7 separate regions of the Mus musculus genome follow, and regions 1, 2, 3, 5, 6 and 7 are each linked to region 4. The links are chromatin loops, found by intact Hi-C in ENCODE. Cell type or tissue: left cerebral cortex. All regions are shown on one strand.

Region 1 (4,000 bases), 370 kb before region 4:
TTCTCGGCCCTCCTTTGGCACTGCTGCTACGATAAACACAGGGCTGGGCTGTGAGGCCATAGTGTAACTGCAGTGACTTGTCTCCTGATGAAACATGACATCATGACCTAGACATTTTAAAAACATCACCCTCAAAAACAATAACATTAGTTTAAAATCTAAACCAAACCAAACCAAACCAAACAAAACCTTCCAAAATTCAGAGCCTCAAGTGTAAGCTTTTGGATCCTTTACTGACTCTAAATTGGAGAGACTCTGATTCTCTGTGTCCTGATAGCTCGTGTAGCCACGTATTATTGCTACATCAATAAAATAGTATATATCAGTAGCTTAAAACAACACCAATTTATCTTTCATTTTGGACAAGAGGAGGCCTAAAATCATGGTGTAGCTCAGAGCCATTGCCTTTTGGGAGACACTGTAGGTAGTCTGTTTCCCCCGTTAGCCTCTAGGGCAGTGGTTCGTATCCTTTCTAATGCTGCGACCCTTTAATACAGTTCCTCATGTTGTGGTGACCCCCACCATAACATTATTTTCATTACTACTTCAGAACGGTTATGAATCTTAATGTAACTACGTTTGGAGATAGAGGCTAGCCGGGGGTCAGGTCCCACAGGCTGAGGACTGCTGCTGAAGAGGCTGTCCGCATTCTTTGGCTTAGGGCATTTCCTTTGCTTCTGGGCATCTCTCCCACCTCTGTTGTCTGATCACATTTTAGGGTTTTGAAGTATCTGCTTTGCTCTTATGAGGACTTTTGTGATCACATCCAGAAAGGCCATAAGAAATCATTCCATCTCAAGTCCTTTAAACCTAGACTCATCCAAGAGGTCCTTTGTATCATGTAAGGACACTTACAGGGTCCAGGGTTAAGGACGATGGTAAGTTTGGGGAGGCCATGATTGAATATGGAAAGCTTTTCATATAGGAGACAAGATCAGCTGCCGACCGTGGTGTTCATTAGCCTAGTGCTGGAGTGCAGAAATTACAGAGCACTTTAAAACGGTTTCTCTGAAAGGGCTGATCCAGACTGCGCCCATGTACATAGTACATAGCAACACTTTCTTGTCCAAGGATCAAAATGGTATTATTTTTTCCCGAAACCCTTTGCTGTTTGGTAACGGAGATAATTCATATTTTATTTTACTGTGATTTCATGTTGTCTCTTTTGATGACACTGAGTGTCAAAAACACACAGAAGGTGATTGTAAACGCATTAGCATATTAACATACTTCCTTGGAAACTGTACTCAAGACTCTGTTATCCAGTGTTTACTTGTAAGCTTATGAGGTTGTAGTGTGGAAGGGGTGATGGGCAGCGGTGGTGGCTGGACACAGAGTTCTCTGAACATTTCAAATATTTAGGACAGTCAGCAACTAGCTGGGAGAGTGATCCTGTCCATGGGGCCCATCAGTTTATCTGGACTCATGACTGCCACAGCTTGTAGAGACCTGCAGCATGCAGCTTGTCTCTGCCTTACCACTTCTCTCCCAGAGGAACAAAGCAAAACCAAGACATTTTGCTTAAAGGCCATTGTTGTCTAATGGTGGGCATGGTGGTGTGAGTGACATAAAAAGCTCTCTAAATAAGTAAAAATTCGAAAGCCTTTTTATAAAATGTTCTATTACACAATGACTACGTGCTAACTTGGAGAAAATGAAATTGTAGGCAATTAAAAAAATAAAAACAAATGAACAAACGAACGAGCAAACAAAAACAACCCACAAGTCATGTTGAAGAAGGAAGATGTGCTAAGTAAGGGCTCCTTTATTCCCGGAGAGTTTGGTATCCCGAGGCCTGTGGTGACAGTAACAGAAAGTCTAAAGTGGTAAGATTGAGCACACACTATAAAATGGGGAGGGTTTTATAGTGGCTAGATTTTATTTGCTTATAAAGCCTCTATCCTTTCTGCCTCTTAAGAACACTTGTTGCCACGTTAGAGCATCCAGACATAATGTAAGGTAAACCCCGAGGAAAACATGCAAAACGCTGCTCAGAGGGTTCTGAAAGCCTACGGTTCCTTTTCTCACTTAATGCAACTGGGGCTTTGCTTTCCCTGAACAAGACAAGTGCCTGTGGTTTTCCTCCCTAAGATCTGCAGGAGGAGGCTGTTTTTAGCTGAGAGCTGCTGCTTTGCCTATCACTGAAGTGCTGGTTGTAGGATGCCTGGGAGAGAAGGCATCTGGAGAGGAGGAAGGCGGAAGCAAAATGCGTGTAGGGAGCTCAGGGCTAACAAGGCAATGTGCTAGGGATGTACTCCTGAAGCAAGGGCAGCTTGGAGGCAGGCAGATGGGGGGGGGGCGCTTTGGCAGTCTTTAGCCTCTTAGGTTCTTTCATTTGTTTGTTATTCTAGGGAGCTCTGATTTATTTGTATCATTTTACTGATATTGGGAGGTTAAAAATATGTTTCCGTGTGTATAGCAATTAACAGCAGGCTCTGCACAGTGGAATATTCCAGGATTTAGGAGACTGCTAGACTTTTATTGGTTCCAGCCAGCAGATGGCGGTAGTGTACCATAAAAGAGCACACAGGGTTCGCCCAGTGAAGCCGGGAGGTTCAGTTTTGTTTTGCTTTGTTATTTAAGCTCGACAATACCCATCTATATATCCTGTGGGCGCACAGTGTTTGAGCCTCGTCTAATCTTAAACTTGTTTTATGATGATATCATTATTTTTTACTGCTACAAATTAACTGTCGGTTTCAATCTACCCCATATTTCAGCTGCCTTGGGGGGATCATCTTGTCAGTTGTGTGGCTTTCCAATTTTATGACTGAGATCAAGAGTGATTCCTTAAAGGCACATGGGAAACAATGAAATGTGGGGCAGTGACTGTGAGCTCCGTTTGGTGGCCACTCCCGGAGGTGATCAGGAACGGTACAGAAGGACAAGCACGCCACGAAGCCCACAGCTCCGTCTGAAAAGTGACTGCCTTGACATTTACCCAGGCTCAGCCACTCGTTTAGGTATGGTCCTGACTTACTATCAATGGAGTAAAGCGGGGCTGCATGAATCCCAACATTATCTTATAGCGTTATATTCAAACACAGGAGAAAGTAGAGATTCTAGGGCACGAATATCTTTGATGATACACAGGAAGTTGTCTTCTTTCGCAGGGACAAAAAGCACCCGCATCCAATCACCTATTTACTCTCCCTTGAGTGGGATGCTTTCTGGGAGCCTACTGGGTGTTTGCCCTTGTGTGAAAAGTCCTTGTGAACCTACCGGCAAGAAGCTCTTGATTGCTGCCTAATCTTTTCTTGAAGCGTAAGGGCAAAAGAGATTAGGATCCTCTTGATAGAGTTGGCAGAGCACCATTGATTGATGATAAACTTGAAGGAGAAAGGGGTCATATTCCAGCTTGCCCCAGTCAAAGATTTCCGACAGACAGCAGCCCACTGTTGTAAATCTGTTGCCAGCCAGCACACTGTCCGTGGGTGTGCAGAGGCAGGGACAAAGCCCAGAGGCTGTGAAAAGACCCGGCTGCTCCTGAAATGCTGGGTGAACAGAGTAAGTGTGGGTTCAAGCTCCCTCCAAAGTCATCTGTTCTCTGCATAAGGGCTACTTTGGCTTTTTAAGCAATCTGTGACTCACTCGTCTCCTGCCACCCCACCTCCTAAACGTTCAGTCCCTATGCAATTGTTCTTAACCCTGTGTCTCTAAGTAAACCTAGAATTACTGGAGAATTTTCTTTTAAATAAGAATGCTTTAACCCCAGCTTCTAGAACTAGATGGTCCTTATTAGAATAAATAAGAATGGCTACCCTACAGCATGCCCAATATGAGTTAGGTCTCTTCCTAATGTGTGTGTGTGCGTGTGTGTATAGATCTCTTTATGTCTTTTTTTTTTTCAGATGTCTTTCTCAATTACTTCACCTTATTTTTTGAAACAGGCCTCTCACTGACTCTAGGACTCATTCTTTTGACTAAACTAGCTGGCCAGAAATCCCTAGGACTGCATCTGCCTCCCCAGTACTGGGATTACTAATGGATGCTGCTGCTG
Region 2 (4,000 bases), 640 kb before region 4:
GAAGTAGGCACTAGAATATTAGAGAAATAATTCTATCCACTACTCAATATACTCCGGAGTGACGAAGACTAAAGAGTAGACTTGCTATCTTTTTTTTTTTTTCCAGACTCTTGCTTAGGCAGAGGACTCTATCTAAGGTGAAGTGAAGAATAGGTAGCAATTTATTTTTTACCTTCTGGGATGTCAATTGCACAGGGTTGAACTCTGTTGTTGTGGGGAATCTCAGTGGTCCCTCATTGGTCCAGCAGAACCAGGAGGTGAAGAGTTGAGGTGGAAGCTATTGGAGGCTTATTGTGGCTGTTAGTGGTTCTATTTCCTGGAAGGCCGAGCTAATGATGAAATGGAATGCCCTTTCCTTTCATGTCCCTTTGTGTCTGATGTTTTCAGTTGTTAACTCAAGGTTGAAAGAGAGCAAAATAAAAACCTGAAAATAAAAAGCAAGTAAAACTCTCTTTGGTCTGCGCTGAATAGTGTAGAAAAGGCTCCGGCTTTTCAACCCCAGTTAGTATGGATGTATCGGGAGAGGCCTCTGCCTGTGTGCTTGCTCGGGAAACACTGCTCCATAAGCTAAGGTGCTGCTTTCGAAGGAGCGCTTTCTTCCTTTGGGTTTCCTTTTGTCCTCCTATTTTAGAGGACTAAATGGAAGCAGTCCCTGAAGGAAATGATTCCACACCTTCTCTCTAATCTAACTCCACTCAATTCTAGCCTCTTCTTGTCCATAAGAACCACCTTTAATTTTGCACATAAACAATTTAAAGTCCTCCAGTATATGAAACACCCCTGCCCACGCCCCACCCCCACCCCACCCCCAAGAAGGCTTTGCCTCATCCTGCAGTTCCTTTGGCGTCTTGTCCTTAAGTCTAAATTCATCCGAATGTTTTCTGTCTTGTTCCCTGTCCCTGACTTCCCATAGCTTTCTCTTCTCCCTTGGTAGAGTGTGGGCTTTGCCTTTTCCCCTCCTCTTCCGGCTCAGAGGTCTTCTGCCGTCCTTCGAATCTGGGATTTCTCGGGCTCCGCCCTTCTCTACCCTCTCTGCCGTTTGTATATTAGAGTGGCATTTTTTTCTTTTCCATTTCTGGTACTAGGCTAAGACCATACATAAGCCTGCCTAAAACCTCTATTACGTAGGTACCTGAATAGAGGCAACATCCAGCATTTCTAAGCTTCAATGTCTACATACAAAATGGGCATATGGGCCATGAAGCCTAGATGTGCATTTCCGGCTCCCCCTGATTTATGTCTAGCTGCAAACTCGATGTGACCCAAAGCCAAAGCTCAGCACCCACCTCTCTCAACCTTTCCCTGTCACAACAGTGCCATGAGAATCCTAATGCAGACATAGCTGGAAGCTTGACAAAAATCCCTGTTTCCCCCAGTCTCTATAGCTAACATATTTCAAGTCTATCATATCATATACCTATCGGAAATAGACCTTAAGAGTCCGCCAACACAGCCAAATGGCAGTGGCATGTGCCTTTAATCCCAGCACTCAGGAAGCAGAGGTAAGCAGATCTCTGTTGAATTCGAGGTCAGCCTGGTCTACAGAGCAAGTTCTGGGCTAGCCTAAGCCACAGAGAGAAACCCTGTCTCAAATAAAATAAAATAAAATAAAATAAAATAAAATAAAATAAAATAAAATAAAATAAAAAAGGTCTGCCATGCTCAGGCTGCCTCTCTTACTGGACAATACTATTTTAGCCTCTGCTCTCTCTCTCTTCTTCTGGGTTCTGCACTACACTCCTTGTCTAACCATGTTGCCTGCAAGATCCTCTGAAATCGCCAATGTGATCACATCTTACCTGTTCTAGAAGACACCAGTGGCTCAACCATTTGGAGGGCACATGGGATTTTGTCTACACTTTATTACCCTGACTCTTATCTTTATCACGGGCTCTCCGCAGAGTTCCTTGAGACTTCGCTGCGCCATGGGCTTATGTTGTGTGCTCTGTTTTCAGTACTTTCTTCCTCCACGTGGCAATATCCTCCGAAGTTGCAAAGCACATCTTCAAACATTCTTCTCTACAAGGCCTTCTTTGATCTGTTTCAGGAGGTATAAATCTTCCACCGACTCTCGTCTACCCTCAGAACATTCTCCCCCTCTGTTTGAAGTCTTATCTAGACGTTCGAGAGCTATCTGATGATTGAGAAAGGACTGCAGCTCAGGCGTAAAACTGTCTGTAGCTTATCACACCACTGAGACTAGAGCTCACGAAATATGTATGGCACGGAGATGAGGGTCACGGGAAGCCTGCCACCAGGACTGGAGTCACAGCAGAACTATCCTTGGGTTGGTATGAGCGCAAAAAGAAAATGTGTTGGGAACTCAAAAGATCTCAAAATATTGGTTGTTGTAACCAATCCTAAACCAGTGGCATTTGCCTAGTGTGTTCCAGGTGAACAAATCCACTAGGGGGCAGCAGAGTCACTCCACAGCTCTACCAGGGTCTGTCTGGGCAGATTTCTCCTTAGCTTTCCTCTGTACTCCAAACTACAGACAGATCCAGCCTCTTGCTGTCCGAGGCTCAAACAGGAAGTCCCTCTTCTTCAGCGATGTAGAAAGATTTAATGTTAAGCTGATTAAAACAAATAAAAACATATGAAGAAAGTTAATAAAAAATTGTTTGCTACTGAACACTGGGGTAGGTTTAAATCTCTCAACAGACTACTGAAAATGAAGAGACTTCACTTAGCAAAAAAACAACATTATACACAAAGCTGGGCAGTACCTTTTCCTGACATTCTCTAGTAGTGTGAGAGTTTTGAGAGTCAGGCCTGAGCTCTCATAGGTTCTATGCTAGTTTAGGACAAGGGGTCGACTGAGCATTAGTAGGAGTCCTGACTTTTTGGTACCCATATTCCCACCATCACATTCCTACTTCAAGAGCAGACAGCCACAACTCTGACAGCATGGCTCGTGTTTAGTGGTGCCTCTTTAGTTAGTTTGTGAGAGAGACTCAACTGAGGTTTTTTTTTTTCTTGCTTTCTATCTTTGAAAGTATGTATTACTGATCCATTCAACTTTTAGATTCTCCAAAGAAAATTCTTTCCTAGGAAAGGTGAGAGAGCTACAAGAAGATGTAGCTAAAATGAGTTTCATTTTGGGTTCTGCAGTGGCAGTGGCAGCCTCGGCAACGGGATGCAGGCAGCCATGGCAACGGGATGCAGGCAGCATGGCTTCAGAAATGAGCTCTTCACCAAGATTTGAAAGAACTCTTCGTGCATCTTAGTTTATAATTATGGCCCAGCTCTTGGGGGCACTTCACAGCTGAGCATCTCTCTCCAGGTTCCCTTCCTCAGGTGAGCCTCCTCCTTAACTCTGCTCCATCCGATGCACGCCTTGAACCTCACCCTACGGTTCATTTGCTGATGTCTATTTAATTACACACTGCCAGGCTTGAGAAATCTCAATGATTGAGAATTATAATACTTTGTTTTATTAAATTTCCTGGATTTTTTTCATTTAAGAAAATTAAAATGTTTCTTTTTAATTCTTAGTATACCTGCAGGAGCTTGGTACTGAAGGTTAGAAGGGAAAAGGTTGGAATCGTAGCAGCAACTGAGTGCCTCCGTAAGCAGAGATTGGAGTGTGCGTTGGGAAGTTTGGGTGGCTTGTTTTGCTTATTTATGGTTAACTTAGACCATAAGCATAAACTCTGTTGTCTATTATAACATGGGTGCCCATGGTCGTTCTATGTATCCATCCGCATATATTAAGGAAGAATTCTACTACCCCTAACTTTTCCTTCCCCCAACTAATGAGTAAGGAGCTAGAACAAAGCGTGTCCAAATTTCTTTGAGATTTACTTTATGCTTTTTAACTATGCGGATGTGTTTTCATCTCCACTGGGTGTGACTATGTGAATGCTGTGGCCAAGAGGCCAGCAGTGTCAGAACCCCTTGAGTTGGAGTTACAAGTGTTTGTGAGCTGCTCAACTGGGGTGATGGGAACTGGACCTGGGTCCTCTGAAAGAACAGTATGTGCTCGTAACTACTGAGCTGT
Region 3 (4,000 bases), 520 kb before region 4:
TCTTCTGGTTTGGGGATAGGGTGCATGAGTCTGTCTACCTCTCCTCTCAGTGTTGGTCAGCCCCGAGAACCCACCTAGGGCACACCCCTACAGGGCCTGGTCTCTTAGTGTTTGGGACCTCTTTAAGGAATGTGTATATAAATAATTCTGAGCATCCCTCTTAGTCCTTTTTATGAGGGCAAATGGTTGAGAATTCAGGGAGTGGCTAGGTCCCCCACCCCACCCCACCCCACCCAGATCCCTGGCCACAACTTTGCTCTATTATATTGTTTGTTTTTCAAGGCAAGGTTTCTGTGTAGCTCAGGCTGACCTTGAACTCACAGATTGCCTGAGATTCCTGAATGGTGGGATTAAAGGTGTGCTTCACCTCTAGGCTGCTCAATGTTCTTAACATGGCTTGTTATTTATTCTTAAACTTTTCTCTATGCTGTTTCTCGGTATTATCCTTAAAAAGAAAAAGAAGTGTGTTTTTGATATATACATTTTCTATTTTCCACAGTATTTGCTTATATGATTCTCTAACATGCTAGAATATACTCTGCTGTTCCCATTTCTTCAATCTGTTTTGGAGGGTTACAATCATACTACTTAAACATAAAATACTTCTGGTTGAAGCCTCCTAGGGTCAAGATTGCCTAAATTGAAATCCAGTTTGGTTATTCTCTAGTGAGTTTTATTACTTGTAAACGGGGGTTAAAATTATCACTCACCATGAGATTAAATAACAGGTAATTATTTTCAATAGAAAATTGATGAAAAGAAATACTGATCACAGATCTATTTGCGACTGTACTTGGGCAATTTATTTATGACCCCATTTTATCCTCTATGAGGCAAGGATCCTAGTTTTATTGTTCAGATTGTTAAATTCTGGCTAGGAAGCTTAACCAACTAATTTCAAGGTCACACAATTAGCCTCCAGCTTGTTTGGTGGCAAAGCACAACCCTCCCTTTCAGGTTTTGTTTTAAGGTTCCCCTTCACCAGTGTATGGTTAACTCATCTTAGTTATATAAAAGCCAAGTGCAATTTAAAGAAAAGGGTTAAGGAAAAAATGAAATATCTGTGGAACTTAACTATGTATGGCTATTATCAGCATGAAAAGAGGTTTATTTACAAGTTACTTTTAAAAAGACCACCTCGTGTTTCTGGATCCCAATTTAAACACCTCTAAAGTACGAAGGTTGATCGCCAAGTTGCCTGCGACTGGGAACCACTCTCTTGGAAGCCTCGGACACCTTTAGTTCGCCCTTTTTTCTCTCTCCTTGATCCTGCTCGATCACTCTCTCCGTTCCTTCTCAACTGCATACTTGCTCTAACCACGGGGTTCGGAACATCTGAGTTCCACGTGATCGCGGGACTGAAGGGCAAAGGTGGCCTTACTGAAGGATCCTGAGGAATTAGAAGAAGCCAGGTCTCCCTCGGAGCACCAAAAGACCCAGCCCTACAGAAACCCGGAAGACGTGGAGCGACCAGCGGGAGGAGGGTGTGGCCGAGAGACCATTGGTCGGCCGGGAGGCGGTGCTTGTGCTGACAGTAGGGGAGGATCCAGGGAAGCTGCGAGCTCAGTGGCGCTGTGTTCCGCCCCAGAGGCGTGCTAGTGGGCGTGGTGACGTCGCGTGACGCCACAAGGGGCGGGGCGCGGCTTAATAAAGCCGGCCTGAGGGAGCGTTCGCCAGTTGCTGCTTGGGACGCGGGCTGCGCGGTTGGTGAACAGCCTTGCCGTTTTGCTGTCACGTACCTTCCCTGAGCCTGGGACGGAGGGGGCGCGCGCGTGTGCGTGTGTTGTGTGAGGGACAGCGGGACTCGGGCAGGGCCGTCTCCTGATCCCTTTTCCCTTAGCGGAGGCGGCAGTGCGCACGCTGGTTTGCTCGCCGCCCACTTGGGAGCGGGCTCAGGGTGCGGAGTGCGTCTTCGGTTTTGTTTTTTGGTTTTTTGTTTTTTTTGAACTTGTGAGAGTCTTTTTCCCCTCCCTTTTCCATTTTTATTTTCTTTTGGCTCCGTGCCTCTAGGGCTGGTTTACCCGGCCCCTGAATTACCGCTTCCTGACCCCGGTCGCCAATCTTGCCCCAGGTTGCTCCCCGGCTCTGCCCCTGCCCCTCCCCGAGGGTGGGAAGCCTTGCCTAGTGGGTCTCTGAAGCGTAGCCGCACCTGCCTCAGTATGCACGGGGTCAACGACCCTCCACTTTTTATAAAAGACATTAAGGCCGGACTGAAAAACTTAAATGTCGTCTTTATTGTCCTGGAGATAGGTAAGTGAGGTCCGCAGCCCGCCCCACACCCTCGAGAGCTCGGACCTCTTCCCCGCCCGCGACCCCACGTGCTCCTGGCCCAGAATCCTACCCGGGGACAGAAGTCAGTCACGTAGCGAGCCAGAGGAGGGTGAAAGAGCTCCCTCGAATGAACTCCTTATCTAACACACCTTTCCTTCTCCCCTTTTTGATTTTTAAATCTTCACAGGACGAGTGACCAAAACCAAAGACGGCCATGAAGTGAGATCCTGCAAAGTAGCTGATAGAACGGGAAGCATCACTATTTCTGTGTGGGATGAGATCGGAGGGCTCATACAGACAGGGGATATTATTCGGTTGACCAGAGGGTAGGTGTGCATAAATTGGGGTAGGTGTGGGTTTGGCCGACTTCGGGGTTCTGAAGTTGTTTGGCTCTTCCATGGGCCACTTCAAGAAGGGAGCTGTTTTAGTGGACCTCACTGGGAGCAGCTCACCTTCACAGCTAATTTGTTTTAGGTAGGGATTTAACTCCCCTCCAATTTTAAAGGTTAATTTTATTTTTGAGAATACCGTGTGGAAGTCAGTGAGCATTTATCAGTGAGGCTGATAAAAGATCACATTACCCTTTCCACCCTTTCTTGGAGACTGGGTTTTTCTGTGTAGCCCTGGTTGTCCTGGAACAATTCTATAGACTAGTCTGTCCTCGAACTCACAGAGATATACCTGGAAATCAGTTCTGTGTGCCACACCAGTTGGACACATTTCCTTTTTAATCAGTTCGTGTATGAAGTATAATGTCTTCCACCCCTTTCCTTTTTTGGTACCTTTTTTTGTACTCAATACTCATCGTTGTGATATGGACATGAATGAATATCTGGAATACTCATTCTTGAAAATGATTTCATCTGTAAGATCAGAGTTTCACAAAACCCAAAATAATACACAGTGGCAGAAGTTAATCTTTGATTCATTCAGAGTATTTAGTTGGTTATGGAGTTGGAATACTTTTTTTCATAGACTTGAAAATCTTACCAAATGTTGGCCTTAAGAAAAGTTCAGGAAAGAATCTTAAAAGTAGAATATGGAAGCTTCTGTGATTGGGAGAATTGTAATAATTTTATTGGTAGCCATCAGAAAAATAGTTGACAATTGCTGCTGAGCTAAGAGAATGGTAGAAGTATTGAGTCTTTGGGCAGGAGTTCTTTGATCCTATCTCACAGGCCTTACAACATTTTCAGGAAGTGAGGTAAGGTATCATCAAAGCAGGAAGTGAGAGTCAGAATTTAGGCATCTTATTCTCAGACATTGAGTCATTGTGACACTAAATTACATCTTTTTAACGTCCATGTCTTTTCCCCCCCAAAAATCACTTCTTTTGGAGGTTATGGGGAGAACTACAATACTAATACTAATCATAATATATGTTTTAATGAAGTTACCCACCTTGGTAGTTGTACAAAGAAACATTGAAAAAGCCAGACTTTGGTCTGATTCTGCTAATCTAGATTTAATGATGTCATTCACATTTAAAATTGCTCACACTAAACAATTGGTTTCATTCTGTTGATATTAAAAGTTGCAAAATTTGGGGAAACCAGCAGGGCAAGAAGATTAGTGGTCTATCTTTTTTATAGCTGCTTTAGAAAGTGCCAAACTTTGAGGAGCTTGAGAACTGCTGTCTGCAGAAGTAGACATAGTACTGTTATATCATCCTTGGCCATGTCAGTAACACAGACAATGCTGGTGTGTTGGCTTTATGTACCTTGTGGCT
Region 4 (4,000 bases):
AAAGCCACTCAGCTTGACCTCTGGTACAATGCTGAACTAAGGAACTGCCTGGGAAACTAAAATATATTTAACCGAAGGATCATTAGTAGATTCCCCACAGAACCACATAACCACAGCCACTAGAACAGCAGCAGGGCAGTGGAGGGAGGAAAATATTCAGACACCAAACTTAATAATAGATCTAAATTTTTGTGGAACTCAAACATGTAGAATGAATGAGACTTCGTTAGAAAAGAAATGTATTTTATTACAAATGCCAAATCATGTGTAGGACCCTAAATGTGGTTGTTCTACAAGGCCAGGGGTTCTGGAGTTGAAGCCAGGTATGATCTGTGATTTCCTAGACTCTGTGCATTGCTGTGATAGATATGCTCCTGTAAGATTACAGGGTCCACAGAACAACTTGTTTTGTTAAATTTATGCCATCTAAAATAAATGTGTGATACAGAAAGAGACATTGTAGCAGTGATGATGCTCTAGGAATCAAGCACTAATGAGGTAACAGTACACAGGAGGATCACTGACAGAGAAGAAAGTCTAAGCCAAAGAAAGCAATGAGCAAAGAGCTTCACCCTATGGGAACCACAGAGCTATTAAAATCCGAGAATCCAGGCTAAGGTCATCACGCTGTCATGCTAAAGGCTCATCAACCACAGGACAGCTATTTTATTGCTAGGAAATTGCTAGACAATTGTGGCGTTCACCCGGAGGAAACGCGCAAATGCCTGAGAACCTTTCTCCGACTTTCAATAGCCTCTTCTACCTCACCTCATCTTCTTCTCTCCATTATCTCTCCCTCTTCTACACCAGGGTTCCAACCACATGTAACCTATGAAACAGCACAGTGATTTAGATGAAAATTCTATGACAGAGGTGATTTCATAACTAATGTCCATCAAGAGGCAGGCATCGCACACTTTCTAGTCCAGACTTTCAGATTTATGAGGCATAATGTTAGCAATTAGTCAGCTGTCTTGACTCAGGGATGCTTTGAAAGTCAAATTCATGGGCTAGTCTGGAGACAACTGTGATCTCTTATTCTGATGAAGAAAACACACGCTGGAACCTTCCTTCTCCCAATTCACTGAATGGTACAGTCTCTGAATCATGAGTTTGCTGTGGGCAGAGCAGAGTCTTGGGCATCCTTATGCATGACATTAGACAGATGTTCAAGAGTGGAGAAAAGGAACAAAGAGAAGATGCTACTCCCTTTTCCATTTTCTGAGGTCACATTAGATGCCTGCAGAAACGTATTATATGAAGAGGTGTTTGGTGTTCACCATCTTAGAGACTGAAATTTCAGGCAGAATTTGGAAAATTGCTAACATCTCAAAGGAGAGTCAAAAATAACAAACTTGGGAAAGAAAAGGTATTGGAATGATACTGGCTCTGAGTCCTTTGCTGACTTGAGTAGCACAGAGCTAGTTGAGATCTGTATGCCTTTCCAACTCCATTCTATGCAAATTTAGTGAGAAATATGGATAGCCCCAAGTATCTATCCCTCCAGGGATATCTATGAAAAAACTAAGCTCACATTTACATCCACAACCATGGTTAGCAACTGCCTTGTTTATGCTGACTTACAGTCATCAGCACAAAAAGTGTTCAGCCCGAGTCCTGTGGTCACTGTTCCTGGAAGGAAGTGATTTGAGGATGTACACAAAGAAAGAGAACTTTTAGTATATTTTAAAGCTTCTACATTTCAGCAATCTGAAAACTTCAACCACAGTATGACGATTCGTTAGCTAAAGACTTAAACTGTTAACGCACTTAAGATTTACAACTTCAGATTATTTTAACTTTTCAACTGGAAGAAATAACTTATATTCCAAACCCCAGAAACTGTTGGCTTTAAAGTGAAACCGGCTCCACCCTTAAGGATACAAAGCCACAAAATTAACTTCAAACCAACCCATAAAATAGGCATGGTGTGAGCTCCCCCTACTGGTACAACATTATTCCCACTTCAGGAATCAAACCAGGTTATAGTTTCTGGGACTAGCTGGATAAAACAAGAATTGCAATTTAGAATTCAAGAGAAGAGAAAGCTAAAGGAGTTTGTGAGAACCAAAAACAATCAACAAAATATAAAAAGCACCTCCCCTAACTTTAGAATAGTCTCCACGAAAGACAGCAAAAGACATGTTTATAAATATTTGAGTCAACCTGTAAGTCCCCACCCAGCATCAGACACCCATGAGTAAAATAAACAACTGTCATTCTCAAGACAACCAAGTTCACATTCGCATGCAGACAGAGAAGCCAGCAGAGCTTAATTGAAGTGATGCTTACACACTGACAATGGATCCCCTCCCTTAACAGCACATAAGAAACGCTGCAGGCTTCAGAGAAATAAAATAAATTATGTAGCACCACGGAGGCTGAACAAAGTCTGAGGGCCTTGGGGTTTTCTGCACTGGGAAATGACTTCTATATTGTTATGTGAACTGGGACAATGAAGGGGAAAGCTGTAAGTTTTATACTTCAAGCCACTCAAATTAGTTGTCCGCAGAGCAGAAAATTCAATGTGCAAGAATCAATGATAAATACAGGTAAAGTGCTACTGTGGGGACATTCGCAATAGCAGCACAACGGAAACGCAACAAAGGTGTTGAGGCTGCTATGCTGTTATAGAGAAAATATAGTGTAAGATGGCACTCCTGCTCTGTCTCGATCAACAAAGGGAGCTGTTCCAAGGTGTCTGCTATATTTGTACGGCTGCACTTTGATTATAACTGATTCTGTTATCACAATCTGCTACATAGCCTACATAGCACATAAATGCATAAAGCCATTTAAAAGCCAAATTACTGAGTTCCCTGTTATTGTATTTTACCTTTTACTGCCATACCGGGGATGATGCTGAAACTGTTGATGATAAATTTCAAGGAGTAAATGAAAAACAAAAACGTCAGACTACACAGGCTTTATTGAAAAGCAACCAACTGAAAACTCCTAAGCACGTCAGTGTGTTTGCATCTCAAAGTCTGAGAAAATTGCCTTCGATGAGTATATTGGGCTCAGCACGAGGGCTTTGGTTCTTAAAATGGTGCTCTTTATGAAGTATATTTGTGTTTTAAAATTAAACCAGTAATGTTGATTTGTGACGAACATGGATGAGATAAAGACGCTATTGACATCCTTCCTACCCTTTCCACATACTTTTCTTTTGTTCTGAGTCAGGCAAAGACTCATTGCACAGACTTGGATAGTGATGTGAACTTGATCCTCATGTATCTACCTCCTGACTATCCATGTTCTTCCTTACTTTGGCAAGTAACACTTGTTCACACCCATACTAGCATCTAAATGGACAGAAAGTATTTGTTACCACCTCACTGGCCCTTTGACCAACACTCAGGTTGTGTGGACTCACTCTGCCTTGTTCCACTGTGGCAATCTTTGTGTTAGTATCTTGCTTCAATTTTGCTTCACATACAATTTATTCTCCACCTGGAGGCCTGAACAGTATTTTAAACATATTAAAAAAAAAAGATTGCCCTTAAAACATTTTAATGACCCTGGTGAAAATACAAATTTTTTTTACGACTCAGCTGAGGGTTTTCTGGTCAAGTGCTGTGGTGCTGAACTCCCTCTGCCCTGTATTTCCCAAGGAGCTCGCAGAGTGTATTAGTTACTTCTCTATGACCATGATAAGACACTGTGACCAAGGCAACGTACAGAAGGGACTTTACTGAGAAATACAATTCCAGAAGGAGAAGAATCCATGAGAGGAGTGCAGCACAGATGCAGGAGGCAGAGAAAGCAGGAAGCAGAGAGAGCATACCTGAGTGGGCATAGGTCTGAACTCTCTTTCTGGTGACATACCTCTTCCAACAAGGACACACCTCTTAGGACCTAGGACACACCACAACTAGGACTTAGCCCAAGGATGCACCAATTAGGAACTAAGTATCCAAATGCCCAAGACTACAGGGCATGGAATACAGGTGACTACACGTAGGGACTTGGCATTTGTCGGGAGCATCCTGCTTCTGTA
Region 5 (4,000 bases), 500 kb before region 4:
TTGTAATCAGGTGTACAATTTTCTTGGGAAGTATTATGATGCATTTTTTTTGAAAAGACCAATTTTCTAGTCCTTGTCTGTGTAGTAATGAGCACCTAGAACCAGGATTATAGTTTCTAAATGACATTTCCTCTTAAGAAACAAGGATTCCTTGGAGCTGGAAACATCTTTTTGGACTTAAAAGAAAGGAATCTTTTAAAGACTAGTAGCTCATTTCAAAAGGACTTACGGGTCAATTCAGAGAGCTTATTCCTTGACAAAAATGGAAAATATAAATTAAGATAATTGCAATACATCGAAATTTATGTGAAAAAATCCATGAATTAAAAAATCATAGACATATTTTGCAGAATGCTAAGACACTCATTGTTCTGAAAACAACAGAGTGCATTTATATTTCCTCTTGTGAGACGGAGCTGTCAATATAGATACTTTCTTCTTCACCACCAATTCTACTTGATTAGGAATAAGAATATTAAAACTTCACTCTTTTGTGGTCTTTAATGAACTAATCTAAGAAATGATTACCAATGTCTTCCAAACTTTGGAAAGGTTGACGTGGAACTTTCTAAGTGGACCAAATTGGCAATTCAGCACATAGTAGGGCTGGCCTTCCATAGGCACAGCTTTCAATCTGTGGGTTCTGCAACTGTGAAGTCATCGCACCATGAGGAGTGTGTGTCTGAATTGATCATGGACAGACTTTTTCTTGTATTATTCCCTAGACAATAAAATATAATAACTATTTACATAGCGTTGAGAAGTGTACGAGTTGCCACTGCATCAGAACAATGAATACAAAGTCGAATAAACTGAAAAGGCAATTCTTCCTAAAACAGTAGGAGCAGTAAGGTCAGAAGGCAAGTCAATGTCCCTGAAGTTGGTGTGAGAGGCACAGAAAATCATACCAGAGTGGAAACTCAGGAACAGACAACTCAATGGGAATTAATGCCCAGCTGGAGAAAGCCTGCTCAGGAATCGATGGAAAGCTGGAGGTTCAGCCTAAAGAAATCTTAGATAAAAAACAAGGAGCTCATTCACTGGGATCTCCCAGTCCCTTTTATTAATTCTTAGAGAATTTCTTACAATGTGTTTTGATAATATTTACCTCCATCCCTTGACTAGGTAGACCTTTTAGTAGACTTGTTGTTACTGAATAAAAAGTCTATGCCTGAGGATATCTCCATAGAAACATTGAGAACTGAAAAACTCTGGGAAAAGTGGGGAGAACACATACCCCAAATAGCAGTTCCCTTTTAAGCAGTATAACTATGCATGGTGGGGGTATTAAAATGAAGGTACTGAAAGATCACAGTGTCATTTTGAAGTTTGGGTTGTTTGTAAGTATATTTCAATCTCTGCAGCAGCCACTGGGGTGGGGGATGGAGGTCTGAGATTCACTGATGTGCTAAGAAAGATGAGAAAGTAAGAGAACCTTTGGGCCTCCTGTCTGTATTGGTAAGGTGCTAGTAGTGATGGCTATCACCGTGCTTTTAACAGGGAAATTCAAAGTCAAGCTTTACTAGTTAGCAATAAGGCATTAATGAACACCGGGCAAGCAGAGACTAGCAGAGTAGGAGGTAGAAGGGTGGGTCTTCCTCTAAGATGGAAGTGGAACAGCTGAGGAAGGAATTAGTCCAGAGGAGTCCTCTATCTTTTGAAGGTCCTCACTCTTTCCAAACACAGAAATTTTATTTTGACTCATGTGTATGGGTATTTCTAGTCACGTGTGTGTGAATGCAGCATGCAGATTCTTGGAGCTGGAATCACGGGCAGCCGGTGCTGGGAACAGAGTGTGTGTGCTCTGGAAGGGCAGCAAGCGCTCCTAACCTCTGCGCCACCTCCCCAGCCAACAGCTGCCCTTTCTTAGTCCCGGAGTTGAGTCCAGATCTCCTGGGGGAGTGTGCTGTGGTCTGCTGATGGGCAGAGAAGTTCATTGAGGTGGTTCAGGCTTGGGGCTCAGCAGGTGGGTTCTGGCAGCCTGGAAGGCACCAACTGGGTCTGTGTAAAACACACTGGGAAACTGGCTGAGCTAGACCTGAGGGACCAACCTTTGGAGTGTTGGCAACACTCCCCAGGAGGTGAGCACTATCTTGTGTCTCCTGAGTTCCTTTCCAGTCAAAGAACTAGTGTCCCTCCCTCCAACAGTCTCTCTGCTGCCCTCTACTGGTGAAGCTTTACATCTTACCACCTGGGGAAAAAGTAATAAAAGAAGTAAACTTGTAACTAGTGTTGCGGTCTTGACTTCGACTTGGCTTCAGAAGGACCACACCAGACCAAATAGTTCCACGGGAGGTTTATTGGGCGAGAGAGGGCAAGGTGGCTGCGGGAAGAGGGGGAGGGTAGATGGGGGGGGGGGGCTTTCTTCATATATGGGTGATGACGTAAAGGTGGGAGGTGAGCCAAGTGGATTCTGGGAATATGGTGGTTGTTGCCTTGGTAACAGGTGTTCGAGTCTCGCCTATGTGATGTCAGGGGTTTCGGAGGTCCTAATACCAACAACTAGCATCTCTATTGAAATACTTATATATGCAACAACAAGACGTCTGTGGTTCAAACCAATCATGAAGGTAGAGAAAGAAGCATTCACACAAGCAATGATAAATACTAAAGAGGGACTGTAGAAAGGGCTCAAATATATTCTCCCCTTCCTCTTCATTTTAAGTATAACACCTTAAAATGTGAATTGGCATGTTTCTGGAGGACACCGAAGCTTTATCTAACAATCTAGGGTTGCTTAGAATGTGGGGAGAACTAGAACAACCTCACATGGATCCACTGCTGGGAAGGTGGAGATAGCATCCTGGCTGATTGTGGGACAGAAAGAAAAGTCTTTCTTGGAAAGCCTTAGGCTGACATCAGGAGGCCACACAAGCTTAATCCTTACATTGAAAGGGACTGACAACATAGTTTCCTTAGTGGGTTTAGGTATACCTAGACTATTCTAAGTACTAGTTACGTGTTTGCAGTTACTAGCTATGCTAATGTATTTTCTGACAACGAGCCTACGCTCTGCTGGCAGGGAGCTGAGGTGCCAGGAAGCTGACAACTTTACACTCCCGATGCTCCTGAGTCTACAAGCTAAGAGAGGGGTGAATAACCCAGTGTGCGTCACTGCTGCTGTTGTCATCCTTCACTGACACCAGACTCCAGCTTCTTCAGATTCCAACAAGACTCCAGGAATCTTCTGCAGACCAGATTGGGATATCGAAAGAAAACAGATGTGTGGACTGAGGTGATATCTGCTTCTCAGCCTCTCCGCTCTAAAGATGGACATTTTTTGATTACCTGGTATATATCTTGTGAGCCAATGTAGTGAATCTTTGTTCATAACGTGTATGTATTCTATTGGTTCGTTTCCTTTAGAGAACCCCATACAATGCAAATATTGAATTAAAAAAATAGCTCACTGGAATCCAGCAAATTATTATTGCACTACAAAACTAAAGTAGTTCCATAAGATCAGCCAAGGAGAGGCTGGAAAAGGGATGGTGAAGTTAATTGTAGTGGCTGGGGAAGCAGGGATCAATGGATGCGGGAGGAAGGATGCTGAGTATCTCAAAAGGCATAAGTGGCAAGGATGGAAATGTGACAGGGTCTTTACAAGCATAGGCTCAGCTATGCAAATCATGAAATGTAAATGTTGCTGTAATAAAATCCCATGACCAAGTACAACTTCTGGAAGACAGTTTATATACCTTATGATTTTATGGGGAGAGTTTATAATGATGGGGGGGGTACACAGCAGCAGAAAACCATGATGGCAGGAAACTATGACATCACAGTTTTGTTTACCTACAGGAAGTAGGGAGGGCAAACTGGAAGTGACCTGGATTTATAAACACCCGACAGCCCAGCATTCCTCCGCACATTGCAGGCTGCTTGGACTCTGAGAAAGGAACCAGCTGCAGAAATGAACTGAGCAGTGCAACGTATTAGAGTTGCTCTGAGTCATCTGGCAAGGGGCTGGAAACTGATGGGCCAAAGCAGAGGAAGAAGG
Region 6 (4,000 bases), 220 kb before region 4:
TATTTAAATCATCCACATGTGCCACAGAAACTACTCAGAGGTAAATGATAATAAGGAGATTATTTAATTGGGTATTTCATCTTATTCCTTGAGAATGTTCTCAACTTACTTTCCCCAAGCAATGTGACCATTCATACCTGTCTGCTCGTATCTCATAGGGGTTGAAAGCAGCTCTCATGGAGGTCCTCTAGATTCTTAGGGATTTTCTTTCTTATGTAAATACGTTTAAAACTTATCTCTCTCCATTACCATAAAACATTGTCTTTTTGTTTTTCAGTTTCAAATAACAGTACTCTTTGGGCTATAAAACTGTTCGTGGGGGCATTTGTTTGGTAGTCTAAATTCTTTTCAAATAAGATACAAATACAGCAAGGGTCTTCTAAGAAGCCACAGTTTGGGCTCATACTTACTGACACAGTTACAATGTACTCTTAGCTTTTTTTTTCTGCTTGCAGAAACAGAAACAGAATAGGTTTGACCACTGTTTATACACCTAGTGGATACCTTTCTCAGACCCCGCCCCCTGGTAGATTATTTAACTAAGATAGTTATGTTGCTTCTCAGTAAAGACAAATATCTTTTTTTTGCATTTTATTTTGAGCCACAAAACACTTCCATTCTTCCCTTTTGTAACTTATATGCCAGAGATTTTTCTGTTCTGGGAATGACAATGAAAGACAGGGAAGAAAGTAGATGAAGCAGAGATGATTCAAGGATATGACATATCTTATGCTTCCTCAATAAACTAAATTATTTTTTCTCTTTTCCAATAACCGGTATATCCCTTGATCTTGGAATCACTCAAAATCTAGCTACAGATTCCTGTGCAAACTAATGTGTTGTCTGAAGATGCACAGAGGGATGAAATACTGCTGTCTGCGTAGCCCATGACAGTTGGACCGTGCTTACAGCTATGAATTACTGCAAGTTTAGGAATGCCATTTGTTCTCATCACTGAGTATTTATTATATATAACAAATACATGGGAAAGAAAAAACTATATTGTGTGATATAAATAGTTTATTTACATTACAGAAAAAACATCAAGACAATGTATACTATTTCAAATATATCCATACATAATCAAATATAGCTGTAGTACATGTTTTCATTGGTGTAGATTACCACAAACGCAAGGCAACATGTGTAGATCTTGTCTTATTCTTTTGTCTCTAATACTGTATTGTGTAGTCCAAGCTGTTGGTTGTCCGGCCACTGGGAAACATGCTCCCTCTAGATTAACCGTGTGGATGCTCTTGTTGTGTTGTCTGAACTGTAGTGCCCTGTATTTTGCTTCTGTCTGTGAATTCTGTTGCTTCTGGGGCATTTCCTAGAAGGTTGGAAAGTTTACAGATCTTAGTCTAATGTAGATACCTAAAGTTTGCTCCTACAATCAAAGAGTGAAGCTCTAGATGAAACAAATTACTAAAGTATTTTAGAGCAAAAAAACCCCAAAAAACCAAAAAACCAAAAAAAACCAAAAACAAAACTGATTACAGATAGAATCTGATTACATGTATATGTTATTAATTATTATTATTTTCTTCTCCTTGCAGTTGTCTTTAAGCTTTTGTCAAGAACTGAAGAACAGAAGTAGAAGTTGAAGGGAAATATTCTTGCTTTGCCCTTCACTGTTTATTCTTTAAGTCTGTTCATTATATTGTGTGATGAACAGACTCAGCACAAGGCAAAGAAGCAAGTCACAAGCTCATCACAGCTCACTTTAAAGGCCTTCTGCAACTTTATGTATAAATGTCTTAACAATGAGTGCTATATTGACATTCCAAAGCTACACGTTAAGATTCTATCACAGCAGAACAAACCACCTGATAATACCCAAATTTAAGTGCAAAAGAATATTGCTTTGGTTTAGCCTAATATCATTGTTTTATATTAATGTTATAAAGCTAGAGATATAAATTGACACCAATTATGTTGCTTCCATAAAAATCTAGTATTTGGTCACATTATCTGAAAATCTCCAATCTAGTATTTTTTATTATACTAAGAGATTTCTTTAATGATCGAAGCAAGAGCAATAAAAAAAAAAAAACCTAACAAAATTCTATTACCACTAAGGGAGAGACAGAGGAAAATATGTGAATGAGCATACATACACATGTACACGCACACATAGTAGGTCTGAGCATATTCTTGTGTAGTTGCTATGGCTGACATATCTGTCAAAAACAAACACAACTCTAAAAAGTCACACTCTCAGCAGGTGAGAGATGGCGGCAGAAAGGCTGAAAAGCCAGCTTCTCAACAGGACAAGATGCTCATTTGGAACATGTCTCTAGATACTCATTTTTATGAGATATTTCTCCAAAGGCAGGTTCTGAACAGACAGGAGAGAGACAGAAGGAGGGGAGAGTAGGGGGGAGGGGAGAGGGGGAGGGGAGAAGGGAGAGGGGAGAGGAGAGAGGAGAGAGGAGAGAGGAGAGAGGAGAGAGGAGAGAGGAGAGAGATATATATTCAGGGAGAAACTGGTAAGTCAGAAGAGAAAGAAAATAGAACAAAGAACAGACAGTAAGAGGAATCGACACTAGAAATAATTCTGTAAATTGTCTAGCATCTGGGTATTTTGGAACAGATCTTGACAAACAAGGCTTGCTACATCACAAGAAAAGCAGTGGTATCTTAGGGGTCAGAGGTGGACCCAGCTGGCACTAATTTTGAATGAATGGAATGAATCTACCCTGGATACTGGTGAAATGTATAGATTTACACTTTTCCTGGAAAGTCTTTCAAAGGTTTGGTTGTACAAGGGGGTATTTATATAATGAACTGTGACAATGCTAACGTTTTTGATGTGTTCTTTCTCTTCCTCCAGAGCAGATAGAGAAAAGGTTTTATTTAGTTTTAGAATGAAAAGTAAAGAAAAAAGGCGATATACTTGGGAGACACAGCAGACAGAGCTTATTCAGACTGGGAGCTGAGCACAGGTAGTCAATTGCAGAAGACAAATCATGAGAAGCTAGGAGCAGAGGAGCAGGGAAAAATGCAAAGCTACATCAGTAGACAGACTGGCCGTCATTTTTGCTTCAGTACTCAGCTGTGTATTCTCAGTATCTGAGAATGTCTCATATTTCAGGATTTCCGCCATGAAATTTATGATGAATGAATGAATGAATGAATGAAATAACTGCTCACTTTTTACAATGTTGTAAAGTGTGTATGTATACACATGCATGTGTGCACTCAAGTGAATATGTAAATATATGACAAAATTATAACACAAATGCCCAATTTCTGGTAAAATAGTGTATATATTTATTTCATTTTAAAATATTGTATGGGAATGAAAATGTGATTAATAGTTAATTTGGAAACATGGTTTGAAATATTGAAGTTTGGGCTTTCTTCACTATATGAAGCAGCCATCAATTTGTTATTGTATGAATATGAATACAAGTCTTATTTTTCTATGTGTGCTTAGAAAAGTATGGCACAGTTTTCTGTGTTTTAGATTCTTCTCTATCTTTTCTTTTTATGCTCAGAATATTTTGGTTTTGAGTTGGTTTTATGTTCTCTGCCTTTATTTTTATATATCCAATGGGTCACTGGGCATCTAAATATCTAGTCTAGTTAATGAACTCTAACCGACTTAGGGTAGCACCGAGCTCTGATAATAGTCTTTCCTTATGCCTGTAGGCAGGTAAGGATTTGTGAGCTATATTTTGTCTTTTTCAAGAGGAGATTCCACACTTGTCTTTAAAGAAGATCATGTAATACAGATGCCAGGGTGCATTACAGTCTTTACATTTTAATTTCATAATGCTTCTTATTTTCCAGTTTTTATAAATAATTTTGGGAGAATTTCTCTAGTGAGTATAAATGAATCAGAATCTTAATGTCTTATGGATTTGATAAAAACTTTACAAAGCTTCCCTGGAATTTTGAAAAAATAGAATTAATTCAGTTTTTTTTTTAAAGGATCTACACTGGCCTTTTTGGCTGTCTGAGGATATGAAGGATGCATTGGGTTCAGAGTCTAGTT
Region 7 (4,000 bases), 300 kb before region 4:
GTCCCCAGAAGTGCAGCTTCCCAACCTCACAGGGAGGAGATCTGCATTGGCAGCAGGACTCAACTCATTTGTCCTGGTCTTTGAACATCTTGCAAACTCTGCTGGTGGCACAGATCAAAGGTACGCCACACTGGAAAATCTCCTCCTAGCCTGAGTTAAGATTATTATAGTGTTAAATTCTCAAGAGATACAAAGAAGCAAGCACCAGACATGGGGCATAACCAAGTCTTTGTGAACTCCTTTGGCATAATGTAAAAAGACATGAAAGGGACGTCTTGGGTGGTAAAATGCCAACAGGAGAAGTTTCAAATCTACATGAATCTAAATATTATCTTCCTCTGAGGCTACTTACTTGAAACCATCACTGTATTACTCTGAGTACTGTTATCTTGTCATCATGCTGTTGGTTGTGTTCTACATTCTTGCAGAATAGTATTAAGGGTGTCTAGGAATAATCTAGTCTCAGAATTGCATGTAGACGGAGCAGTGATTCTTAGCCACATTATTTATTTGACAAATTACATTAGGCACTGTTTAATGCACTTGGGATAACTCAATAAACATGACAGGCAAAAATCAGAAAAAAAATCCTTGCCCTCATGACCTGCATGCTTAGTTGAACATATGTGATAAAATGCAGGCAAGATTCTATACTTACCACTGAACCACAAGTAGCTTAGTACTTTGCCTGTGGGATCAGCCATTCACATTATACAGGGAGTAGAGTGCCTCCTGAGAGAGTCAAAGTTATGCTGCAGGCTGGCCTGTCAAACAAGAGAAGTTTTGCAAGGCCTCTCTTAAAACATGCCTGGAAGAAACCTTCTATGCTTCTACACATTCCAAATGTGACACACCTTTCATCTGGAGCTGGGCTGTGTCACCAGTGCAGTCATACAGCCATCACAATGCCAGTTTCCCTGAGTAGTGTGTTCACAGTGCCTGCCAGAGTCACCGCGTTCATTGATTTTTCTCAAAACAAGACTCCAAAGCAGCTAAGGAAATAAAGTAAGACAAACAAATGAACTGAGAGGAAGCCCATGGTCCCATTTCCAGGAGTAGCAAGCAGTTCATCACTCTATTCAATAGTAAGAAGAAGGAGTTTATGCATAGACTCTAGACAAACTAGGGAGAATTGATTGCCATTGCTTAGGAGACTTGGAAGGTAAATACTTAAGCTTGGATTTGAAATGTCTGTTAACATACACATAATCCATGCTACTCCGTGTCCTGTGCAGATGTGCCTATGTGTGCTTTATGAATAGGAGGTGCCAGCTGTGGGTCGGGAGAATGTGAAATATTCCCAGGCGCCAGTACCCATAATCTCTCAGATGCTTTATAAATGCATGAAATGCTTCTTGGGCTGTTTTTTTTTTTTTTTTTTTTTTTTTTTTTTTTTTTTTTAAGTCTCTGAAATAGCCAAAGCTGTTGTAAAATCACAGGGAGCCAGACAGCTTACAGTCAACAGCAAATCAAAGGGGACTCCTCTGTGTCAGTTTTTACTAATAGCCATGGGGGGAATGTATTGAATCTGCCAAATCTGTATTTGATATCCTGTTACCAAAACCTGCCTGCATAATAAACTTCTGCCTTTCTACCCTTTATTTCGCCACCTCATGGCCACATTAGAGGTTGGTAAACCCCTCAGGACAGGAGATGGCTTTCAGCATAGGCTGGAGCAGTTCACAGAGCACACTTGATCTGTGTTCCTCCTTAGAGTCCCAACATACTGAGTCCTGACATCAGAAGTGATTTCTGTCAGTTCTAATGTGCCTGAGAAATTTCTTTCAAGGCAGTTTCCTCTTCTAACACATCCCTGGGGAAGTTCCCTTGGGGGCCGTGAGGCAACAGTGGAATGTGACTATGATAAGGCATTACCATGCTTAGGAGTTCTGTATGAAAAGCAGCGCACTGCATCTGTTGTTTTCCTTATTTAGGGTTCATTTCACACTGAATGATACTGGAACACTACCCAGGACTCTGCCTTGACTCCCCTGCAGTCTTGTTCTTCCTCCTCAATGACGGCAGATCCCGAAACACTTAGTGACATATGGCAGCCTTGCTGAAGAATACTGAATGCCATGCATTTGCTTTCGGGCTCTGAAGTGCTGCTTTCCATTTTGGGCATCATATTTCTTAAAGTGATACTGACCAAGTGGAACTCTCTGTGTCTGGAATCCCGTTCGGGAACAGGGTAGGTCGAACCCTAGTCTCTGAACAACTAGTACATCCACAGCAGGGGGCCAAAGGGATGGATGCGTAGCAGCATTTCAGGAGAAACTATTCAAAGAAATGGGAGGTGTTCAAGCCTAAAATGGTCAATTATTATTATTGTGTTTTAGAAGGAGGTCATAGCCATAATTCAAGTGTTTGAGAAGTTGCCAAATATGAATGCAGTTTATTTCTACAGTTTCAAAGGTAAACAGATTTTCACTCTATATAAAGCAGATTGTTCTGCTAGAAACAGCTATGTCATGACAAAACATATGTACACAAGAAACACACAAACAAGCTAACAAAACAACAACAACAAGAAACAAGCTCCTGTAGATTTAGAGACCTCCTGCACAGTCTGTATACTCTTTCCTTTCCCCATTTCTAACCTGGGAATCAACTCTGAGGCCAAAGGCATGATAGATAAGTGTTCTACTATCAACTATACTCCCAGCCTCTGTAATTTTGTGAATTAAAAATTTCTTGCTTAACTAGGCATGGTGACATACCTCTTTAATCACAGTACTCAGGAAGCAGAAGCAGACAGGTCTCTGAGTTTGGGCCAGCCTGATCTACAGAGCACGTTCCAGTACAGCCAGGGATACACAGAGCAAACCTGCACTGAAAAAACAAAATAACTTTTTGCTCAATTTTCATTTTGACAGAGAATTGACAAAAGGCTTGGGGGAAATCTCTTTTTCCATGAGCATACTAAGGTATCCTGCCTTCTTAATAATGGTGGCCTTACTGTGTTTAGGGCCACAGTCTTAAATGGAGGAAAGCTCACAACAGCAGCTAAGCATCCTGCTCCTTATCATAGCCTGTACAACTGTTGAAGGTCTGGCTGAGGTTGGATATTACTCTGCTTGCTTAAGAGCTAATCTCTCAGTTTTCCTGCCATGAATGGAATGCTATTTCCTCTGATAACAATGTTCTGCTTTCTCTTGGGAACCACACCTCTCTCCTGCCAGTCCTCTTGTCAAGGATCCTAGTCTTTGTCAGGCACGCTGGAGTGGGAACGCACTAAGGCTTGGTCAGTCCCCTCAGTCTTGGAATCTGAGTGTTGAGTGTTATCCTAGAAGTACAGAGCAAGGGTGGGGGCTGTTTCTCTATACCCCTGGGAAGCAAATGCTGTTTAGTCCATGTTTCCTAGACTCGCCTGCAGATGGCAACTTGATGGCGTGTGTTGTATATGTCTGTTGCATAGCATATTGTTTGATTGTTAGGAGTTTGTATCAAGATCTAGAATGTGTGATCTTGCATGTTTTGAGAGAGAAGAGAGAATGATATGCATGCAGTATGTACAATCAAGTATTTTTTTTTTGGAGAGTTTTCCAGGGGCTTGTTTTACTAAGAGGCCCAAGGGTGTGAGAATTCCTGTTTCCTGAAGTGTTGGGAAGTGAAGGTCAAAAACTGGCCGTGCTTCAAGTTCTGAGACAATACCATACAATTTCAAAGCTGCTGTTTGTGTGTGCGTGCAAATGTGTGTGTACAGAACCCAGGAAGAAAGGCAGTCTCTAAAAATTTGCTTTGAAAAATGCCAAAACTCTGAGCTGCATGTTTGAGATCTCTCTGTTTTGATGAAACCTGTCTCTTTGGTAAACACAAGGCACAGTAGGGCCTGCGTCCTCCTGCCCTGCAATTGAACTTTTGTTCAAATCAGCAACTTCCCTCACCTTGGCTGTTGAACTGCCCTTTGTGGTAACACTCACAAGTGAACTGGCAAGAAACCATGGAAAGAAAGGGTGTGCTGGAGTGGATTGCATTTTTCCTGAACACGCTGAAATAT

The links. A loop is a pair of places that touch in the nucleus more often than their neighbours do. Peaks named below come from ENCODE experiments on the same cell type or tissue, not always from the same donor. Only the 100,000 strongest peaks of a DNase experiment are listed, where the experiment ranks them.
Region 1: it touches region 4 in a loop (10-fold over the local background); 37 of 42 quality-filtered maps call a loop at or near these places.
Region 2: a loop joins it to region 4, with 6 times the contacts of the local background. A loop is called at or near these places in 17 of 42 quality-filtered maps.
Region 3: a loop joins it to region 4, with 2.7 times the contacts of the local background. A loop is called at or near these places in 8 of 42 quality-filtered maps.
Region 5: it touches region 4 in a loop (2.0-fold over the local background); 11 of 42 quality-filtered maps call a loop at or near these places.
Region 6: it touches region 4 in a loop (2.7-fold over the local background); 5 of 42 quality-filtered maps call a loop at or near these places.
Region 7: a loop joins it to region 4, with 2.3 times the contacts of the local background. A loop is called at or near these places in 9 of 42 quality-filtered maps.

What each region holds. Positions count from the first base shown.
Region 1 is chr1:51,332,647-51,336,646 of GRCm38, reverse strand. 9330175M20Rik (RIKEN cDNA 9330175M20 gene) reads left to right here and starts at 2,868. Exons shown (of 5, transcript NR_045151.2): 1 at 2,868-2,963. In left cerebral cortex, a CTCF peak has its summit at 2,495 (motif pointing right); DNase peaks (open chromatin) are centred at 2,152, 2,517 and 3,457; H3K4me3 peaks cover 1,323 bases; H3K27ac peaks cover 2,517 bases.
Region 2 is chr1:51,595,598-51,599,597 of GRCm38, reverse strand. It overlaps Gm17767 (predicted gene, 17767), which reads left to right and starts at 2,880. Exons shown (of 4, transcript NR_151621.1): 1 at 2,880-3,297. In left cerebral cortex, a CTCF peak has its summit at 2,411 (motif pointing right); DNase peaks (open chromatin) are centred at 2,420 and 3,133.
Region 3 is chr1:51,476,075-51,480,074 of GRCm38, reverse strand. It overlaps Nabp1 (nucleic acid binding protein 1), which reads left to right and starts at 1,676. Exons shown (of 6, transcript NM_028696.3): 1 at 1,676-2,250; 2 at 2,459-2,597. The coding sequence starts at 2,160. In left cerebral cortex, a CTCF peak has its summit at 1,573; DNase peaks (open chromatin) are centred at 1,579 and 2,276; H3K4me3 peaks cover 2,093 bases; H3K27ac peaks cover 1,652 bases.
Region 4 is chr1:50,960,416-50,964,415 of GRCm38, reverse strand. All of the region lies in intron 4 of Tmeff2 (transmembrane protein with EGF-like and two follistatin-like domains 2), which reads right to left. Among named protein-coding and RNA genes, the nearest start is that of Tmeff2, 35 kb to the right of the region's middle. In left cerebral cortex, a CTCF peak has its summit at 1,943 (motif pointing left); DNase peaks (open chromatin) are centred at 1,046, 1,933 and 2,701; H3K4me3 peaks cover 375 bases; H3K27ac peaks cover 612 bases.
Region 5 is chr1:51,457,347-51,461,346 of GRCm38, reverse strand. No RefSeq gene overlaps it. Among named protein-coding and RNA genes, the nearest start is that of Nabp1, 19 kb to the left of the region's middle. In left cerebral cortex, a CTCF peak has its summit at 2,158 (motif pointing left); DNase peaks (open chromatin) are centred at 2,056 and 3,025.
Region 6 is chr1:51,182,715-51,186,714 of GRCm38, reverse strand. Tmeff2 (transmembrane protein with EGF-like and two follistatin-like domains 2) reads right to left here. Exons shown (of 10, transcript NM_019790.4): 10 at 1-1,330. The coding sequence ends at 1,234. Among named protein-coding and RNA genes, the nearest start is that of Cavin2, 100 kb to the left of the region's middle. In left cerebral cortex, no CTCF peak of the experiment used is centred here; no DNase peak of the experiment used is centred here.
Region 7 is chr1:51,265,267-51,269,266 of GRCm38, reverse strand. All of the region lies in intron 2 of 9330175M20Rik (RIKEN cDNA 9330175M20 gene), which reads left to right. Among named protein-coding and RNA genes, the nearest start is that of Cavin2, 22 kb to the left of the region's middle. In left cerebral cortex, a CTCF peak has its summit at 1,678; DNase peaks (open chromatin) are centred at 753, 1,971, 2,894 and 3,699; H3K27ac peaks cover 1,268 bases.